2 separate regions of the Homo sapiens genome follow, and region 1 is linked to region 2. Evidence: chromatin contacts called from ENCODE Hi-C or POLR2A ChIA-PET data. All regions are on one chromosome and are shown on one strand. Each heading gives the region's core, a stretch centred on a gene start or an enhancer-like site at or near the end of the contact. The rest is flanking DNA. Distances are from core to core; before and after follow the strand shown.

Region 1 (3,897 bases), core at 273-2,772, 260 kb after region 2:
GCTAACGCTAGCCCATATGGACTCATGGGCAGGGGTAATTATTAAATTTTATTATACATAAATAAAATGTAACTTACTTTAAAGACAAAAGTGATAAGTACTCAAACCTCATCACTTCCTAATTATTTTATTACTTTTAGTGTGTGTGTGCGTGTGTGTGACAGTCTCGCTCTGTCGCCCAGGCTGGAGTGCGGTGGCACGATCTCGTCTCACTACAATCTCTGCCTCGCGGGTTCAAGCAATTCTCCTGCCTCAGCCTCCCGAGTAGCTGGGACTACAGGTGCATACCACCACACCCAGCTAATTTTTGTATTTTTAGTAGAGACGGGGTTTTGCCATCTTGGCCACGTTGGTCTTGAACTCCTGACCTCAGGTGATCTGCCCGCCTTGGCCTCTCAAAGTGCTGGGATTATAAGCATGAGCCACCATGCCTGGCCCTCATTTTTAATTTTATTTTTATTTTTGAAACAGGGTCTCGCTCTGTTGCCCAGCCTGGAGTGTAGTAGCACAGTCTCAGCTCAGTGCAACCTCAGCCTCGCAGGCTCAAGTGATTCTCCCTTCTCAGCCTCCTGAGTAGCTGGGACCACAAGCGTGTGCCACCAGCCCCCAGCTAATTTTTGTATTTTTTGTGGAGATGGGGTTTTACCATGTTTCCCAGGGTGGTCTCGAACTCCTGAGCTCAAGCAATCCACTCACCTAGTCCTTCCCAAAGTGCTGGGATTACAGGCATGAGCCATCGCACCTGGCCCCAAATTACCGGCATGAGCCATCGCGCCTGGCCCCAAATAGGATGATCCTTTAAGATCACTCTCAAATCTGCCAAATGTGTCTAAGTTCTGATATATCTGAGCAGAGCTGGTGGGAGCTACTATATAACTGAGAGACAAGAGACTACTGGACTTTCAAACATATGAAACCTTGTAGCTACACTTTGAGTCCCTACTTTTATGATTACCAAAAAATTGGTGACTAAAAATTGTTCTTCATGGTTCCTGAACATTTAGTGACCTTTTGTAATTAGCCCAAGGAGACCTCTCTGACAGGTAGATTTTGAAAGCTTCTAAAGTCTATTTTTCTCTCAAGTGTTAGAGTTTTAGTTCTTATCTGTACATTTAGTGGGAACAAAGTTAACAAGAATAATTAAAATCAATGGAGAATGCCAAAACCTCATTTTGTGTCCACTTCCCACACACTTTCACCAAAAATGCTTACAAGGAAGTAAATCAGTTGGTTTGAATTTCACTTCCTTTCTCTTCTTGAGGACGTTTATGAACTGTGAAATGATTAGAAGCTGGGAAACAGAAGAGAAGGAGAATAAATGCTCAGGAACTGACTAAACTGGATCCACCTCACTCTGAATATTCAAGAGTTTATTTCATGAGGCACTCAGACTATGCCTTTGAAGGCTTGTGCCCTGAAATAACTTGTTGACACTCTAGGATATATGTGTCTAGAGTGATTCATAGTGGTATATTAGCTATGAAATTACTCATGAAAAGCTGTGAGTTGGGAGGGGGACTTCTTTTCCATTACTTTAACTGACCAGTATGTGTTGGCATTTCTGGTTGTAGATCATACTGCAAAACTGTCATTGGCTTTTCCATTTGCAAGACACCTGGCTTTGTTGTCTCTTACATATACTTCCACAAGGATTCAGATATATCCTGCTCTTGTATTATTGGAAAGAATCTTTGTGTTATCTATAGAAAACTTGTGAGTCACTCGTTCTATGGGGCCCTCCCAACTGTTTCCCTGAGACTAATTTTTATGAAGGACAAATATCTGTAGTCAAAAGGAGCTCATGTGACTGAAGCTGCAAACTTGAAAGTCAAGTTTCCCATTGAGCTTGACTTTTAACACGTAAAAGAATATAGACATGATAAATATGAAATACAGTCAGATTCTGACTGATCAACCTGTTTTATTTCATGCATGCTTCCCTGTGTCTCTGGTGCCACCCACTCAAGAACTACTCCTCAAATGGTATATTTTAGGCCATGCAAGCAAATTTTAATAGTATTGTAAGCAGAAAAAACAATCTAATTTCCCCAAAATTACATTTCTCTAATCAACTACAAATGCATTTGAGCATTTGTGCCAGTAGATTAATACCATGATTTCATTATTGTCAGGTATAATCTTCTGTCTTGAGTTTTTTTCTTATTAAAAAAATAATTCTGGCCAGGTGTGGTGGCTCACACCTATAATCCCAGCACTTGGGGTGGCCAAAGCAGGAGAATCACCTGAGCCTGGGAGTTTGAGGCTGCGGTGAGCCATGATCATGCCACTGCACTCCACCCTGAGCAACAAAGAGAGAGCCTGTCTAAAAATAATGATAATCCATGTTCATTTTTAAAAATTTTAGAAGACAACAGATTATCATATTTATTTAATCATCAAGACTGATAATCACCATCATCTTTTATTATATAATATTGCCTTCCAATCTTTTTTTTTTTTTTTTGGAGACGGAGTCTCGCTCTGTCGCCCAGGCTGGAGTGCAATGGCATGATCTCAGCTCACTGCAACCTCCACCTCCCAGGTTCACACGATTCACCTGCCTCAGCCTCCCAAGTAGCTGGGATTAAAGGCACACACTACCACGCCTGGCTAATTTTTTGTGTTTTTAGTAGAGACGGGATTTCATTATGTCGGCCAGACTGGCCTTGAACTCCTGATCCTCCCGCCTCAGCCTCCCAAAGTGCCGGGATTACAGGCATGAGCCATCGCGCCCAGCCCCAATCTTTTTTACTTTTATTTATAGATGTACATATATATTTTTGTGTATACACACACAGATATGATACATTGTCTTTATTTTTTTAAAGAGTAGTTTTAGGTTCACAGCAAAATTGAGCAAAAGGTATAGAGATTTCCCATATACAACTTATCCCAACACATGCATAGTTTCCCCCATTGTCAACATCCTCCACCAGAGTGGAGTGTAACAAATGAGTGTAACATTTGTTACAGCACATTATTCTACATTGGCACATCATTGTAAACTAAAGTCCATAGTTTACAATAGGGTTCACTCTTGGTGTTGTACGTTATATGGATTTGGACAAATTTGTTGTCTGTATTCACTATTAGAGTATCACATAGAAGTTTTTACTTTTTAAATACACATCTGTGTACTTGTTTTGCACATCAGCATTGTGTATATATGTACATATTTTTGAACAAAGGAAAATCTCTTCAGCTTCAGGTATAATTCTGTATTCTAGAAAATGGACATTTTCTTTCTATTGTGAATATTTATTTGGGGGAAAAAAAACTTCAAAATTGAGGATCTCTGTAATTTAAATCCTACTTAACAAAGTAAATGCATGAACAGGTTGTCTAAACATCTTATTATACTTGTTCCTTGGTGGCTTCCTCCCTTTGTTTACACTGCCATATCCTATGTCCAACTCCCTATCTCTTCTCCATTGAGTCTTTGCCCTGCTGGCTTTCCTAGCAGTTGACACGGAAAAAGAGGCATTCTAGCTGCAAGTGGTGGTGTTGATTTTCTGCAGAGTCATCTCATCTTGCATAGCTGCCATGCCTGGAGCTCAACCAGATTGAGTAAAGAGAGGCAACAGGATTTCTCCTTCCCTTTGGAAGAATGCTCAGTTCTGCAGTGTACTGCACAGAGATCTGTTTATTAGGGAAAGTATCCAGCTGGTATGGAGTGGGAAAGTGTAGATTATAGCTTAAATAAAAGCTGCATTGAGAAGAGAGAATTGATTGGTGGGAAGCCAGGGTGTTTCTAGAAAAAGAGATTCTACACCCTTACAAGCATATCACTTCTCTGAGCTGGAAGCCTTTGCCCAACTAAGTTTCAGTATCATCAGCTCTCCTGGAGGCTGTCCGATTTGGCTGAGAAAAAGCTAGATGTTGATAGAGACCCTTTGC
Region 2 (4,483 bases), core at 1,312-3,811:
ATCTACTTCTACTATTAAGAAAAAGAATGATGGCCGGGTGCGGGGGCTCACACCTGTAATCCCAGCACTTTGTGAGGCCAAGGCAGGTGGATCATCTGGGGTCAGGAGTTCGAGACCAGCCTGACCAACATGGTGAAACCCCCATATCTACTAAAAAGACATAAAATTAGCCGGGCGTGGTGGCACATGCCTGTAATCCCAGCTACTCAGGAGGCTGAGACAGGAGAATAGCTTGAACCCGGGAGGTGGAGGTTGCAGTGAGCTGAGATGGTGCCATTGCACTCCAGCCTGGGCAACAAGAGCAAAAATCCGTGTCAAAAAAAAAAAAAAAAAAAAAAAGCCGGGCACAGTGGCTCACATCTGTAATCCTAGCACTTTGGGAGGCCGAGGTGGGCAGATCACTTGAGGACAGGAGTTCGAGACCAGCCTGGCCAATACGGTGAAACCCCGTCCCTACTAAAAATATAAAAACTAGCCGGGTGTGGTGGCGGGCCCCTGTAATCCCAGCTACTCGGGAGGCTGAGGCAGGAGAATTGCTTGAACCCGGGAGGCGGAGGTTGCAGTGAGCCGAGATTGCACCACTGCACTCCAGCCTGGGTGGCAAAGGGAGACTCCGTCTCAAAAAAAAAAAAAAAAAAAGTTATCTTAATTGCATAGAGGGCTTTATTTACAGTTTATTCTGAACTTTACCATACATTATCTCAAGAATCTTGTCAGTTAGGGTTCCATTGTAGAGATAAAGGAATTAAAGCTCAAAAAGTTCAAGCCATTTGCATAAGGTTTTAGAGCTGGAACTAGAAACCAGGTCTTCTGATTCCTATGGTAGTGCTCTTTCTCACTGCAAGGTTAATGGACTTAAGCCTTTCATCTTCCAAAAGAATTTCTGAAGAGTATGTTACCATGAAAAAGTAGAACATCATTGTTGCCCTCCCTGAGTCAGAGAATCAACATACAAGTACTAAGACCTACAGATTTGAATATTACTTTTTCTAGAATGATACTTTGGTTCATAAAGCACATATATTTCATTTATTTGAGTTCATTCAGCTTCTAGCTATGTGTATTTTTTGGCTATGTATCTAGTTTCCTCTTTGGTCTCCCATGCATTGGTTCAAAGTTCTTACTTCTGAAACTTGCCTTCTCTTTTCCTGTTTACTACGGAGCTCTGGGGAAAACACAGTCAGATTGTTTAATCTGTGAACCATACATCTTTGTTTAATTTTGTCTCACAGGCACTCCTGATCACCACCAGGGGGCAAAAGCCTACCAGCTGGCTTCTCTGCACTACACTCTACATAGGACTGTACAGTACAGGGACCCTCAGTGTCTGATTCTTGATGGAACCTCCCTGCTAATTATTTCAACCACAGGGCCCCAGGGAGAGAACAAAGGCTCAGCACAGAGGACTCTTGTGGCGTTTAACCGTACAGCAGCCAGAAAGAGCTCATGACAGCCCTGTCAGTTTAAAAGAAGCAATGAGATCCAAGAGTGTTTGAGTGACAAACAGGAGGGGGTGGGTTTTAATAACTGCAAACTCCCAAGTGTGTGTGTTTTCTACAGCTTTGATATGTACGGTGGTATTTACCAGCTCATCCACTCAAGCTGAGAAATAGCCTTGTCAACTCTCTTTCTTTGTGTAAATAATCAGTGATATTTGCATTGTGCAATTTTTTTCCTTTTTAATCTTGATTTTCCATTACATTCTTTGCTTATGTTCTGCAGACAATTTACCCCTGAGAAAACCATTCCCTTAAAATATCTTTTAATCTACATTTTTACATAGGTCTATGAAAGAATGACATTTAGAGACGAAGGAGAAGAAAGCTTAACGAGCAAATCCTGTTTAATTAAAAGACTGTCTTCACAGCAGGAGGCAAGTGAGAGGTCAATAGCAGGCTGGACCCTCACAACCGGCTTCCTCGGACTCCCAGGCGCGCTCAGCTTCTCTTCTCCTCAGGAATAATGAATAAGTCTTTAGACAGGCAATAGAGGAAGCATGAGGGTACCACAAACCTTTCCAGGGTATCAAACGGAAAATGGTTTTCTTTCCAGAAGTCTCATCATAAAACATAGACGGAAGGGGGGGAAAAGTTAAGAAAAAGCCCCCGAGAGCCGGGGTGAAGGGAGTAAACTGGTCTAGCCCAGTTCTGTCTGCGCCCAGTGAGAGGGTTTGAAACTCCGCGGAGCCCTTTCCCAATAGAAAACGTGTTTGCTTCAGGATTTTCATCTCAGCTGCTTTTTTTTAAGGTTGGTTAAGCTGTGCGCCGCCCCACCTCATAAAATGGTTGTCTCTCAGGAGTGAAGACTCCAGCGGCCCCCCGCCCTGGGACCCCTCACCGGGCTGGCTCCCTTCGGCCCCTTCCCCCACCCCACTCCACAGCACCCAGTGCTGGCAAACCGCGCGATTCCAGCACGAAGGAGGAAACCCAGGAGGGTGCGGCGGCCCGAGGCGCACGCACTCGGCCAGCTTCCGGCAACTCAAGGGTTACGACCAGGCGGCGGCGCGCGCCGAGGGGAGAGGCGGTAGCTGACAGGTGGCGCCTGCGCACTGGGAGCGCTCATTGTGCCCCGCAGCTGCGGAACCGCCCGCCCGCCGCCCGTTCGGAGCGTCAGTCGGCGACAGTCTGGTGGTGGGTGCGGAGTCTGCGGCCGTTCCCGCGGCCTCCTCCTCCTCCCCGTTCCCTTCACCCCCACCCCGCACCCCTTTCCCCATCCCGGCTCCGTCACCCTCCCGTCCCCCACACTCAGGACAAGAATGCCCTGCCCGGAACAACCCAGCAGCGCCTAGATGGCTTTGGTCACGGTCCAGCGGTCACCTACCCCCAGCACCACCTCCAGCCCCTGCGCCTCGGTGAGTCCTTCCTGGCGGCCGCTCCGCTTGCTTCTGTCACTGCGGCTCCGCTTTGCCTCAGCGGGTCCCGCCGAACGCCACTGCGCACGCGCCGCGCCGCTTCCCAGGCCTTGGCACTCGGCTGCCGCGAACCCCCCCACACCCCCATGTTAAAGACTAGCAGCAGGAACTACAAGACGTTGATTTTTGCCCCCATCACCCTGAGCACCTAGCTCCTCACAATCCTCGCCCTGAAATCCCCTGTGGCATGCCTCCCTATGGCTTGAGCACTTCCTTTTGGTAATGAGTCATTCTTGCTTTTCACCCTCCCCCTTCTTTTACCCTCTGTTGCTCTGCTGCAGGGAGGGGACCGTGAGCCTCCTGCGTTGCCCCTTACCCACACCCACATCTCTTACCCACACCATTTCATAGACCTGTTCAGTATTTGCACACTGCACACCCTTCTTCGTACTCGCCAGGGTGTGTGCCTTCCCCTAGTCACTTGCTGGCTTTCTTTTGCTCTGTACTGTTCAGGCTTTGAACTGCCCAACCGTAGTTATTCCTTGGTTTCTCCCGCCTGCCCCCCACCCCAGAGGGTAGCAATGATCTCTGTTTCCTGGACCTCTTACCTTTCCTTTATGAGGTCCCGAAGCATCTGGTGCTGCTTAGTGATCAGTGTCAAATTATTTCCGTCTTACAGATATTTATGCCTTACACTCATTGCTCGTGATCATTCTTGTTCTAAGGTCGTGTTTGTATGGCTCGTTACCTCAGATGCCTATGCCAATAAAGCATGCTCTCAGAAGGAAAATACCCAGTAACCAGCCTTTCCCCGCTGGGCCCGTCTTTGCCTTCTCTCCTCGCCCCACCCCCATTCGTTTACACTCCATTCTCTTAGGCTCCATTTTTGAAAATATTTATTTTTAAAAACAATATATTGCACCAGTGGGGCAAATGGGCTTTAAAAAACCAACATCCAGATGTTTTAGAGAGAAATAAACTGAGTGAAAATGCGAGCAACTGGGAAAACCACCTTGAACTTCCTACAGAACTGTAATTTTAAAAACGGTGTTGGTGGATTTGGTAGTATCAGGTTGCAAAAAAAGGTATTTAATAAACACTGTACCACTTTCCACTGTAAAAAAATCATCAGGTTACCCTTAATATTTGTATGTTAACTGAGGTGTGAGCTTTGATATCCTGAAATTTGCTGGCTTGTCATTTCAGTATAATTTCCTGAATTTCAAAGTTTTGTTGTGTATGGTTGTGGTTTCTTCTTTTCTGAGCTTTAATTGCATTTTGTGTGATGAAATTGACAACTATATCTTAATAAGTGATTTTATTTCAAAGGTTATATATCTTGTGTTGTTTCAGAGAGCAGAACTGGGATTCTTGGTTCAGGGAGGCAGATTTCCAGTGATTGTAAGGAAGAATTTGTAACAGTGGAGTGCACTGCCTTGCAAAATAGTGAGTGCACATTGCTGGAAATATTCAAGCAAAGGCTGGAGAACATTTTGCCTGGGAGGTGGTATAAAGAATTCCTGCAGTGGGGGACTTCTAAGACTATTTCTAATCTAAGATTTTGTGATTTGAGAATACTTGTACTTCAAAGCTGGTAAAACATTTTAGGGTCATCTGAAGACAAGTATCATA

Evidence for each region. Hi-C counts contacts between places; a loop is a spot of excess contacts on that map. ChIA-PET counts read pairs that join two places held with the same protein, here RNA polymerase II (POLR2A). Pooled maps may share reads with other maps.
Region 1: a loop to region 2 is called in a pooled map, with 3 times the contacts of the local background. The contact joins the enhancer-like site here to the promoter of SSH2 in region 2. A Hi-C loop is called at or near these places in 5 of 50 pooled maps. POLR2A ChIA-PET finds 5 or more read pairs at or near these places in 4 of 52 experiments (Caco-2, activated CD4-positive, alpha-beta T cell and activated T-cell).

Annotation. Positions count from the first base shown.
Region 1 is chr17:29,662,941-29,666,837 of GRCh38, reverse strand. The region is part of intron 11 of SSH2 (slingshot protein phosphatase 2); the gene reads left to right. Among named protein-coding and RNA genes, the nearest start is that of SSH2-AS1, 25 kb to the right of the region's middle. RefSeq lists a silencer at 3,313-3,607 and an enhancer at 3,313-3,607. Within about 2 kb of position 1,522, at least 6 of the 41 ENCODE cell types and tissues checked have a DNase peak (open chromatin) inside an H3K27ac peak, as active enhancers do.
Region 2 is chr17:29,928,306-29,932,788 of GRCh38, reverse strand. SSH2 (slingshot protein phosphatase 2) reads left to right here and starts at 2,561. Exons shown (of 16, transcript NM_001282129.2): 1 at 2,561-2,851. The coding sequence starts at 2,789. It also overlaps a transcript of EFCAB5 not described here. RefSeq lists silencers at 1,379-1,548, 2,282-2,371, 2,522-2,801, 3,312-3,361.